2 separate regions of the Homo sapiens genome follow, and region 2 is linked to region 1. The links are chromatin loops, found by intact Hi-C in ENCODE. Cell type or tissue: Calu3. All regions are shown on one strand. Each heading gives the region's core, and the rest is flanking DNA. Links, peaks and the distances in the headings are about the cores only.

The links. Hi-C counts contacts between places; a loop is a spot of excess contacts. Peaks named below come from ENCODE experiments on the same cell type or tissue, not always from the same donor. Only the 100,000 strongest peaks of a DNase experiment are listed, where the experiment ranks them.
Region 2: a loop joins it to region 1, with 7 times the contacts of the local background. A loop is called at or near these places in 2 of 110 quality-filtered maps.

Annotation. Positions count from the first base shown.
Region 1 is chr5:101,992,708-101,999,264 of GRCh38, reverse strand. No RefSeq gene overlaps it. Among named protein-coding and RNA genes, the nearest start is that of SLCO4C1, 300 kb to the left of the region's middle. In Calu3, for the core only: no CTCF peak of the experiment used is centred there; a DNase peak (open chromatin) is centred at 3,484.
Region 2 is chr5:102,086,908-102,093,464 of GRCh38, reverse strand. No RefSeq gene overlaps it. Among named protein-coding and RNA genes, the nearest start is that of SLCO4C1, 210 kb to the left of the region's middle. In Calu3, for the core only: a CTCF peak has its summit at 2,499 (motif pointing right); a DNase peak (open chromatin) is centred at 2,504.

The sequences.
Region 1 (6,557 bases), core at 2,391-4,890:
TGCCAAATGCAGGGATTTTAGTCACAGGACTGATAGACCAATGGAATCAGTGAATTCCAAGATACTTTCCAGCTACAAAAGTCTGTGGTAATTCTAATTTTTAATAATGGGAAATTTTCAGAACTTTTTCAATATATTGTCTCTGCTTTCTTTTTCTGGAACGTCCTCTCTCAGGCTAACACACTTGGAAGTTCCTCCAGAATCTATCTTTAGAAGTCATAGCTCAATTTCCATTTTCCACAAAACATCATTGTCCTTCAAAGAAAATTAGGCTCTATGGTCTTTGTATTTCTCTAGTCGATACTCCAGTTGGCTATCATCAAATGTTTGTCGAATTGAATTGTTGAAAGGAGAAAGAAAAGAAATAGATGAAAATCAAAACATTGTTTGAAGCAGTGGTTACAATAGCTAAGATGTGGGAAAAAACATGAATGTCAGCTTAAGAGACAGATCAATGGATAAAGAAAATTCTCTATATACTTAACAAGGGAATACTATTTAGCCTTAAAAAAGAAGGAAATTCTGCAATATGCAGCAACATGGATGAACCTTGAGGACAGTATGCTAAGTGAAATAAGCCAGTCACAGAAAGTTATTGGAAGAGTCCATTGAAATAAACAGTACAGAAAGACAGCGTAACATCTGTCAAATTTACTCTGTGTCACAAACTCTAGTCACCAAATGTTTTATGGCCATTATCATCAGCCATTTGTGTAGCAGCTGAAGGAAGGCCTCCATCCTAAGGGAAGAGGTGTTATGGGTAGCGTGGTATCCACTACATCTGTCAGAAACTGCAGAAAGTTTGAAACTTTAAAAAGGCAAATTACTCAGCAACTATGTGTATCAAAGTAAAGACAAAATAAATTTACATTTAGTTTTGCTCTAATATGTAAAGTAAATGATTTAATAAGTTCTTCATTTAGCATGAACTAAGCTATCTTTAATGCCTTACATTCTCTGGAAAGCATTAATTTCATAAAACAATGAATTACATTTTTTCAAGTCATTTCTACCATGCATCACAGAATAACATAATGACCTGACAACAATTTTTACTAAGAGCATCAGTTGCTATTTCTAGAACATATAAGGGTAAAATGTCAAAAGCCAGGAGTCAACTAAAATGTCTCTATGTAATGTTTGCTAGCTATTACCAGAAACATAGAAAATAATTTAAAATACTCAATGATAATGATGTGGATAAACAACTTGGAATCTAACATTTCCAGGTTACCCATCAGAAACAATTATTTGAATTAATATGAATTTTCCCTTTTCCGCTGACCTGTCTTCTCACTTTGGCTTCCATTTTCCATAAACAATCTATAAAATAAAATCTCACATTTTATAAAAAGTTTTTCAAACCAGGAGCAGTATTAACCACTTTTATTATGTGTATCGAATGTGTTCATTTACGGTTTCTGTAATGAATAGGTTGATAATAGAAATGCCAAAATAGTCATCACTCACAAATTTACTAAGAAATTATGAAACGTGCTTTAAATACTAATGGAATTTCTACCCTTATTTTGAATATGATGATCATCATTGTGAAAGAAAAGACTCATGGATATAAATAAATTCAGAATTAGGATAAATTTGGCGATTAAAGTAAAGATTACACACTGACAACTCTTTTCATAAGCCAGCTTATTTAATGAAATTAGTAATGAGAGGGAGAGAAAGAGGTGGGGAGTTGGGAAGGAGGGAGGGAGGGATAAGTTGCAAGGGAGAGAACACTAAATAGGATGCGAAAGAGGTAAGACTAACAACACTGATGAATTTATCTTTCCAAATATATACAACAAAGGATAATCATGAACAAATACATTCTGGCACAGGATCCATTAATGTACATATCCAAGTGATAAAGTGCATTTTTTTGTGTGTGAGAAAACCTGGATTCTTCTATCCCTCTGTTCTCTCTTTTTTTTCCTCCTTCTCCTTTTCCTCCCACTTGTTCCTCATCTTCCTCTTCCTCCTCATTCTTTGTTCCTTATCCCCCTTCTTCTTCTCTTTCTTCTTCTTTTTTATTTCTTTTTCTTTCTCTTTATTCTTTCTTTTTCAAGTGCCTTATTCATGTTTAGAACTTTGGCTTAATCTTTTAAAAATTATTTGAAAAGTAATTTTCCTGTTGCATGCAAAGACTTCATCTAGCATGAACTAAGCTAGTTTGAATGCTAGCAACTTATAACTGCTATGAAACAAATGACTCACAAAGCATTCTCCTCTTTGAAAAATGTAAAATATACTGTAATAGTTTAGCAGTCTTCAACTGCTGAATTTAAATTCACATTTTGGATTCATTCTGCCGTAGCTGATAAGAGTCTGAGGATAAAGGTGTTGTGAGGAGTATTCAATGGCAGTTTTGGACAGACTGTAATGTTATCAACTCCAGCAATATTCTGTCATCTGCCTTGGCAGCAGGAAAAGCAAAGATCTATCTCACAACAACAACAACAACAAAAAAGCAGCAGTAAACCAAAATAAATGACAAAAAAAACTACTCAGAAAGTCTTGAATGTCATTGGCCTTGTCTGGGACCCTGCTATGGGGTCCTGTTATATTATACTCCACTAACAACAGACAATTTCAGAAATGTTAAAAGAAAAAAAAAACATTTTTAGCCTTGACAATGGTCAAAGTTGTAAGAAATATCAGCAGGATGACGATATCCCTATTGATATGGCATGGATTATGTAGGATGATGATGTGAGTAGAAAAGTCAGCAGCTTCTCACCCTAAGTCCTTATTTTCTAAATGCACAGTGTCAGGGCAGAAATCTTTGATAGATCAGTTTTTAACTTTGAAATTTCATTGTCAACAGAAAGGGCTTAATGGTTTATGGCACATCTTAACATATATTATTTTTCCAATGGTAACACTGATCATAGTCAGTTTTATGCCTGTTTTAAGATCTTAATTGTCATACAATATCACTAATAAAGTAAGTCTTGAGAGGTAATTATAGACACTTATCAACAGGTTGTGTTGGTGGCAGAGGACAATTCTGTTTCAAACAGTATATTCAATTCTGTTTCAAACAGTAATTTCAAATAATATTGCTATGTTTATTTGTAAGTAATATAAAATTTTTATTTAATGCTCACATTTTAACTCAAACTAAATATAAATCTTATTTGAGTCATAGCCAATTTTCTTAACATGTCTTCTCATAGTTTTGATAATTTCATTAAACTTTCAGGTTGTAGTGTGTTCGCATGCTGGACAACCAAAAATAAGATTCTCATGGGAGTGACAAAGACATTCTCCTTGACCAAACCTTAGGCTTCTGTGAGCCTTGTTCTTGAGTACACCTCAACATTGGCCTTTTGTCTTTATCTTTGCCGAGAACAGTTTTAGCAAGAATTTTACTAAGCTTAGCAAGAATCACCTACCATTGAGAGCTGATAAATTTCTTCCCACACCCTTAATACCTAAGTCCTTTGTTTGCTTTAGCAAGAATCCTGTTAGGCCAGTTTTGCAAGAATCTCCCTATTCTTTATGTCTTCTGGTAGTAATTTTCGATTTACTGACCACTTAGCTCTACTCCCTTGCTATAAAACCCCACTTTTCCTTCTGTTCAGAGTCCAGCTCAATCTCTCTCTTTATTGCAGCAGCCTTGAAGGAAGTCTTCCTTACTGTTTTTAACAAGTGTCAGAATAATTGTTCTTAGACAGGAGGGATACTTTGATTCTTCTTCCTTGTATTTCCATGACATGATTTTTGTTCTAAACCTCCAATCTCAAGAGGAAATAGTATTGGGAAAACTACGTTTGTTTTTTCACTCCACTTCTCTCATTGATTTCTCCCCTCAAAAAAAAAAAAAAAAAAAAGGAAAGAAAAGGAACGAAGAAGGTAAATATATAGAAAAATTTGTTGAAAAATGAATTCCTATTATGTCTACTATTACTAAATATCTACTGCTGTGTTTACAGTCATAGTTCCTGTATGGCCCCATATCTTCTCATCCCCTTTTCTCCCCTCTCTCTCTCTGGTTCTCACTCATGCTATCTACAGTTAGCTCATATGTCTTCCTCTGATGATCCTCACCAGTCACTACTCACTTTGGGGCAAGGCTTCTTTATATGTTTGAGGATAAGTGGGGTCTGTATCCTTCCAACTGTTCCATTCCCTACCAGGGTGGCTCCATCGGTTGAATTCTGAGAAAAGGGAAAAAAAAAAGAAACAATTTAGGATCATTTTCAAACCTCTGCCTCCAACCCACTATTGTTTCTGTAGTGAAAACAAAGTCATTGAATTCTCATATGGTCTCAGTTTAGAATACAATAGTGAGGAGAGTTCCCACTGTCATCTCTATAAATAATTAGGGTTTATAAGAAACCTGGAAAACAAGATCAAGGTATAGCAATAACTTGATTAATGGGGTCAGAAAAACACCCAATAAACTTCATAGAGGGGGCTGCTCTTTGTTAGATAGGAGATGTGCCTTAGCTTAGCTTTGATTTAGAAAGATCTATAAGAACATCCCCTTCCCTAAATCAAATCTACAGGTTCCCCATCAGTATCTTATACAATGTTTGCCTGGGGCAGTCATTTGTCATCCTATTGGGAAACCTTGATCTGAAATTCTCCCCCAATTTTAAGTAGACTTTCTAACAGTAGTGCTATTTTTATTCTCTTTAAAGCATTATGTCCTGGTGGGTTTTTTAACCTTTATCTGCAGGTAAAGAATATATAGGTTTCAGTATTTCAACAGTGGGTCAATGCCAGATATTCTTGACCTGTCAAATTGTACTTTTGACATGATGATATGAGATAAATGGGCATTCTAATTCTAAAACCTCTACTTATTAAACAAAACATCATAATTACCTCCACTTTTTTCTTAATATGCATCAGCCAACATTCCTTTCAAAGCTTCCCTTTCAGTTCCTTTATTAGTTTTATTTTTATTCTGAACTCCTTTCCGTTTGTCTGACACACTCAAATAATAATATAAAACATCTTACTTATATCCAGAAGGATAGGACATCTTTTACAATGCTACTTAGAGAAGATATGACAGCTGCCTTCCTCACAATGCAAAGCTCTCAGTGTGACTCTAAAACAAGTGTTACCAGCGTCTGCATTAAACACATAAAAGTATCATTTGATAATTACATATAGTGATACAATTAATTAATTGGTTCATTAGCAATGTCTTAAAAATACTTATTTCTTCAATGTTAAAATAGGAACAAGTCAGTAATAATCATTTGAAAATAAGTATTAAAGGGTTGTACTTTTGGCTATGACTGAGTGATTTATGATCAGGAAATATGCTCTCCAAAAACAACTATAAAGTTGTACCAAATGGACAGAAACAAATATTTCAGCACACCAGAACTTAACTAAAGTTGTAGAGAAGACTGAAAAGTGTTTGTTTTTAAAAGTATGCTGAATATCAAAGAGTCTATTAGAGAAGTAGATGGCAAGGCTGAACTGTAGTTTATAGAGTGTAATGAAAAAGATTGGGATTGTGGCTTAAATACAATAATCTAAATAACTATATGTATCCAGCTAGGCGGGGAATCACAGCAATCAAAAACCACAATCTGCTTATGACAATATTGTTGGCAAAATTCTGTTCCCTTAGAATTATGGGGAGCTCAATTATCTGTGTGTTTGTGTATAGTAGGTACAGGGTTAGCAATACCATAATGGAAACATATATAGGAAGAAAAAGAAAGCTCCAATGAGAAAGTGGTCAGTTTGGTTTTCTCTGTAGGCAGCAAGAACAGCAAGAAAGCCTTCATAAAGATGTCACTCACAAAAGTCCTGAAGTGGAAAAGATGAATGTCTGTGGTAAGATGTGTTGGACAGGGGATGAAAGAAGAAAGGGCATTTAAGATAAACAGGCACAAGGACAATACAAAGATATAATTTGGTCGGCTAGTCTGTCAAATGGTGATTCAAAGAAGTTGCAGTGCATTTTGAAGATAGTTGGGCACCAGACCCAGATGGCCTTTTTCGTAAATGGACGGAGAGTCATTATTAAAAAGCTGGTTACTGGTGAGTCTATACTCACCAGTATCAGTTGTACCTATTAGAAATTCCAGTCTGATAACAGCATGGATAGACTGAAATGAGAATGAAGTCAGGGAGACCACTTGGGAAGGTTGCTATAATCATCCAATTAGTGTATAATGAATATATAGACCTAGAGCTGCAGTTCTCAAGCTGTTTGGTCTAGGGACCTCTTTACACTGTTAAAGATTATTGAGATTGCAAAAAGCTTTTGCTTTTTTTTCTTTCCTTCATATTTTCTGTATGAAAAATTAATACAAATTTTAACAATTAATAATTGTAATTAAAATATCAATAACAAAGTTACTACAGAATATTTTACATTTCTGGAAAGGTAATTATATTTTCCACATTAAAAAAAAATCAGTTAAAAGAGTAACATTGTTTACAGTTTTGTAAATCTTTTCAATGTTTGCCTGGATCTTTATATCTGCTTCTGCATCCAAAACAATCAATTTTCTTTTGGCTGATGGTTATGAAAACAACTTGGCTTCACATAGATCTGAGTTGAAAAAGGAAGGATTATT
Region 2 (6,557 bases), core at 1,452-3,951, 95 kb before region 1:
TCATGATAGTGAATAAGTCTCATGAGATCTGATGCATTTATCAGGGGTTTTTGCTTCTTCCTCATTTTTCTCTTGCCACCACCATGGAAGAAGTGCCTTTCTCCTCCTGCCATGATTCTGAGGCCTCCCCAGCCATGTGGAACTGTAAGTCCAGTTAAATCTCTTTTTCTTCCCAGCCTTGGGTATGTCTTTATCAGCAGTGTGAAAATGGACTAATACAGTAAATTGCTACCAGTAGAGTAGGGCGTTGCTGAAAATATACCTGCAAATGTGGAGGTGACTTTGGAACTGGGTAACAGGCAGAGGTTGGAACAGTTTGGAGACAGGAAAATGTGGGAAAGTTTGGAAATTCGTAGAGATTTGTTGAATGGCTTTGACAAAAATGCTGATAGTAATATGAACAATAAAGTCCAGGCTGAGGTGGTCTCAGATGGAGATGAGGAACTTGTTGGGAACTGGAGCAAAGGTGACTGTTGTTATGTTTTAGCAAAGAGACTGGCAGCATTTTGCCCCTGCCCTAGAGATTTGTGGAACTTTGAACTTGAGAGAGATGATGTAGGGTATCTAGCAGAAGAAATTCAGCAAAGCATTCAAGAGGTGACTTGAGTGCTGTTAAAAGCATTCCATTTTAAAAGGGGAACAGAGCATAAATGTTCAGAAAATTTGCAGCCTGATGATGCAGTAGAAAAGGAAAACCAATTTTTTGAGGAGAAATTCAAGCTGGCTGCAGAAAGTTGCATATATAGTGAGGAGCCTAATGTTAACCCCAAAATCAGGGGGAAAATGTCTCCAGCCTATGTCAGAGACCTTCATGGCAGCCCCTCCCATCACAAGCCCAGAGACGCAGGAGAACAAGGGGTTTCACGGGCCAGGCCCAGGGTCCCCATCCTGTGTGCAGCCTAGCGACTTGGTGCCCTGTGTCCCAGCTGCTCCAACCATGGCTGAAAGGGGCTAACATAGAGCTTGGGCTATGGCTTCAAAGGGTGGAAGCTCCAAGCCTTGGCAGCTTCCACATGGTGTTGAGCCTGTGGGTGCACAGAAGTCACCACAGAAGTTTGGGAACCTCTGCCTAGATTTCAGAAGATGTATGGAAATGCCTGGAGGTCCAGGCAAAAGTTTGTTGCAGAGGTGGGGCTCTCATAATAGTGATAGTGAGTAAGTCTCATGTGATCTGACGGGTTTATCATGGGTTTCCGCTTTTGTTTCTTCCACATTTTTCTCTTGCCACCACCATGTAAGAAGTGCCTTTCATCTCCTGCCATGATTCTGAGGCCTCCCCAGCCATGTGGAACGATAAGTCCAATTAAACCTCTTTTTCTTCCCATTCTCTTTATCAGCAGCATGAAAATGAACTAATACATTTCTATGTATTTTCATTTATCATTTATTAAAAACCTCAAAATTGATAATAAAATGATAAAAATACTTTATAACAAAATTTTCCTGTCATAATTGTTATTCATCACTTCAGTTTTCTCTTGTAACCAGGTAGTCAATTTGACATACCCTGGTTGCAATCAACAGGAAGGAAAACCTATGATTTTATCCCTAAGTATCTTAGAATACTACAGAATATCTTTCTTCACTATCTCTTCTTCAACACCAATTCACAAACAAAGAACATCATGTGAAAAACAAACAAATAAACAAAAAGCAAATAAAATAACACTGTAAGTAGGATATATTAGCTCCCTTGCAGGAGATCTTCTTTCCACCGTGAGTCAGAAGCTCCAGGAAATTGTTGACTGTCTTTTTTTTCCCTTGAAATTTATGTGTCCACCATCTTATATATATAAAAGTCTTCTACTGACTTAATCTAATCAGATTGTAGATGAAGAGATGGGAATCCCATTTCTACATTTCTTTAAGAAACAACCCAAAATCTCAAATTAAAAAAAATGAATTATTATATTTCTTTACTTTTTCACTTAGCTCCTGTTAAATTTCTTACATAAATAATACATGGGCTGAGAACAGGTAGTCTCTCTGATAGCTATTTAATTAACTTACTTAACTGTGACACTGAGGGCTCTCATACAGTTTTTTTCTCCCAAATTGTTGATGCCTTTAAATGATTACCCAGGATTGTGGAATGAGATTCACAACAACAATCTTTTTTATGAACATGGCACAACTTTTTTGTATGAGTAAATTAAAGACAGTATTTAAAATCCTAAAACTCATTGGATGTATGGTCGATTCAGGGATATGGAGATCTCTACACATGAGAAGTTTGCCAGCCAGCTATAAAGGAATTGGTACCAGATAAGTCCCATTACAATAGACAACCACAAAACAAAAAAATATATATCTTGAACAACTATTTTGGGGTGTTGACAATAGGAACTCCTGAGGGTTCCTCTCTGCCTGAGGACAGATGGTCCTGGTGAGCTGAAGGAATAGAGTTTTGGGAAATTTGCATCAGTAGGACTCTCTGGGGGCAGGGCACCAGAGATCAAAGAGATGTGTGTTGGGGGTATGCATATAGACCACTGGGGGGAGCCCTATGCAAGTCCATACTTGTACACTGGGCAGCACAAATAGAGGGCCAGACTGCACAAGGATTGTCTGAGAGCAGTTGCTACAGAGTTGAGAATGGACAAGAATTTCCTGAGGTTGTGCAGTACTATGGGACATTGTAATTGTGGTACAGTCTGAGTGGAGAGATGATCTATTCAGCTAGGTATACAGTTGAGAAACAAGAAAAGCCATGACTTAGGCATTAAGATTGCTTCCTAGAGTAATGTCTAAACTAGATTTTTCTTTAGAAAGCATAAACCTAAACTGTGTAAACAGCCATAGTGTAGTCAGAATTTGGAACTTGAGTCCCATGAAATAAACGGTATTGAAAGATATCTTGAGCTTGCTACAGATCTGCTCTAATAGAACATAAACCAACACTACACAAACCTATAGAAACTCCACCAGCAATTATGCTGCCTATTATGACAAAAATACAGTATATTCAGAGGAAGACAAAGGTATCCAGAGTCTTTAGCATACATAATTCATGATGTTCATTATATAATAAAAGTTGACAGATATTCCAAGAAACAAAAATGGGATGAACATGTGAGCAGAAAAACAGTTAAAAACAGACTCTGAGATGCCCAGATTTTGAAATTAGCTAAAAAACTTTAACACAACTATTATAAATATGTTCAGTGAGTAAGAAAAAAATGGCCATAGAGTGAATAGATGGAGCCTCAGGGTAGCAATGAAAATTATAACAAAAAGTCTAAAAGGAAAATGTAACTAAAACACTGAGAGTCGATAGAGAGGTGATGCAGATATTGACGCTGCAGAAAAAGGAAGCTGGTAACCCTGCAGGAGTAGGAGAACAGGAATAGTTCTGCAGCTTAACAGCTCCTAAAGAAGAAAGCACTGCTGGAATGCCCTGAAATACAAAAAAGCCCCATGGCTGAGTAAGAGCCTAACTGCTGCTCATTGCTCTTAGGCATATCTACTGATCACAGCCCAAATTACAACATCAAAAATATTCTTTCAATATACACTGCTGGTGAAATCCAGGGCAAGAATCTAACCATGAATAAATATCTTGTACAGAGACACAGCCCTCTGAAAGCATCCAAAAATGAAGCCAACAGATTATACCCAACTTAAATCAGTTAAGCCCTCAAGGGAAATAAAGAGCATAAAATCACAAAGCCCCATACAAATGACAGCAAATCCAGGAACAAGATGACAGAATAGAAGGCTCCACTAACTGTACCCCCAACACGGGCACCAATTGAACAACTATTTACACAGAAAAATTCCTTATTAAGTACCAAACATCAGGTGAGCATTCCCAGTACCTTGTTTTAACTCTGTATCACTTAAAGAGGCACAAAGAGATAGAGCAGCAAACAGTCTTGAATCACTGATGCCATCCCTCTCCTACCCCCCAGCAGTGGCAGCATGGTGCAGAGAGCATCTCTGGGCATTGGGGGAGGGAGAGCACAGCAATTGTGAGGCATTGAACTCAGTGCTGCCCTTTTATTGCAGAAAGAAAAACCAGACCAAACTCAGCTGACACCCACCTATGGAAGGAGCATTTAAGCCAGCTCTGGCCAGAAAAAAAATTGCCAATTCCAGTGGTTGGAACTTGAGTTCCTGTAAGCCATGTCACTGTGGGCTAAGTTGCTCTGGGGCTCAAAATAAATTTGAAAGACAGCTTAAGCCACAAGGACCCAACACCGGAGCACCCAGATATATAAAGCAAATATTCTTAGAGTCAAAGAGAGAGATAGTCTCCAATACAATAATAGCTGGATACTTCAACACCCCACTTTTGGCAATGAAAGAATATTCCAAATAGAAAATCAACAAATAAACGCTGGGATTAATATGCACTATACTATGGCTGTATTACTATCAGAGAAAGTATATTAAGATATTTGATAAAGTATCACATTTCATAACGATAAAAGGAACAATTTCTTAGGAAGATATAAAGATTCTAAAATAATAACTTCAGGAACTATAAATCAAAAACTGATGGAGCTAAGGGGGAAATCAAATAGGAAGTAACATATACTCCAATAAAGTTTGTTTTTCAAGAGAACTATATTAGAACCATGATTGCAAATATTGTAATAAAATTTTCCTCTGGGAGATTGAACATAGGGTTTATATTATTTTCAAGGTATTTCTAAGAATTTTGTAAAAATCATGGAATGTCCATGACTTCAGACTTTGAGAAAAGTGTAATATATAATCCATGTGTGGTGCTTTGCTATTTCTGTGTGACCTGCTGTGAATTTTTGAGGTTAGCATTTGGGAGGTGGTAATGTTGGGTACTTCCACGTGGAGGTAATAAAGGAACACAGACTAAAGGTTACTCTGAGCACTCCACAGGCATACTTGGAAGATTTATGAGTCTTATTTGGAAGATTTATTTATTCAGTTAATTATTAAATTCTATTTAGTGCTAACAAGTACTTCCAAATGTGTATGTTTTCAGCATAACCATTTTTCTTGGAATATCGTAAGCAATAAACATATTGACAGTGGTTTCTTGGCTTGCTGTTAAGAGCTGTGATTCAGGGAAACACATAGAATTTAATTTCAGAGGAAATAATAAAATAACTTACTGAATATAAAATATTTCAGTTGTATTACTGTAGCCGTGTTATGCATGAACATGTTCTCATTCAAATTTGAGTGACCTGAATATTGTTTATGCCTTGAAAATATGCATGGATTTTTTTTTGCTGTAAAATTTCCTATGTGCTTTTTGCATATTCCAAAGCTCTACAGACCTTTCAGTAATCAAGCACTGACTTAAAGGTTAGAAGAGTGACAATAAATCTGTTATTGTGCCTCATTCTGAGCTTCTGTAAAACTATAGCTCCTAGGCACTTAATTTGTTAGTGTAAATCATGGTGAATGGTGAATAGCTGTCTATTCCTCAGTCTCTTTCGTGATTTGAAACAGGTCTGTAATACTGACACATGCTTGATGTTACTACTTTTGAATAGAGACATGGCTCATATTCTGTCAAAATTACATTTCTAGTTACTAATTGTTTTCCTTTTCACGCAATTCCCTGATAGATTTTGTGTGTAATGGAATTTGTGAGAATATTCAATATGCAATAAATTCTAACTGCTCTTTCAGTAGCATTGTTACTTTTCCCTGGATACACAACTACTGCATTGAAGCCACGTTGATAAACCCATCTACTTTCAAAACCAAATTACAATAGGAATTTAGAAGGCTACAGGACTTTTAAACGTTGTGGAAAAGTACCTCCTTTGCCAAAAGAGTATATACATACAGTGTACAGTGTGAATATTTAAAATCACATTTTATTATTTAGAATATTTCTACTTTATGCAAGTGTCTTGTAATAATGTGAGTTACTTAGATTACCAAAGTGCCTGGAGAATACAGCAGAAATGCCTGATAAAAGCAGTTACTAAATTCTTCAAAGGATGTTTTAAAGAAGACTCAATTTTTGGAGTGAGTTGATGTCTCAGTTGTAAAATAAGCCAAAATTACTTCTGTGTTTTCTTTTGTTTTGTTTTTACCATGAGCGATTAGCAGTAGGACTGGAAGGTAAGGTAGATCACCTTTATGGAGTGGACAGTCTTCAAGGAATTAAACACCCATCCCTTTCTCTCTCTTTTAAGAAAGAGAAAAAGGTACTCTATTGGTTCTCGTCTCCACAATTAAAGGGATGGGGTGGGGAAAGATCTGTTCATAAAATTTGTGCGTACGTGAAAAAATGGAAGACAGGTCTTTTCTCTGTTGCATGCCTGCTTAGTCACTAGATTTGTCCATATGCCTCACACCTTGAATCTGGAGAAAAAGCACTAGGGAATGATCGTAGGGTAGTATATGTGAAAATAGGCCAGTTGAAGAGGACATAAAAACTACCCCTCAAATTCCTCATCTTGAGGGCTATGAAAGGTTAATTTCACCATGTTGAGGCCATAAGTGTCAAGTGACATAATAGCAGTGGGATTTCTGGGGTTCACCACAGCACCAGAGCAAGGAGGTACACACACCAAAGGGATACTTTGTGAGACTGAGGTGTGTGTCTTGAGTGG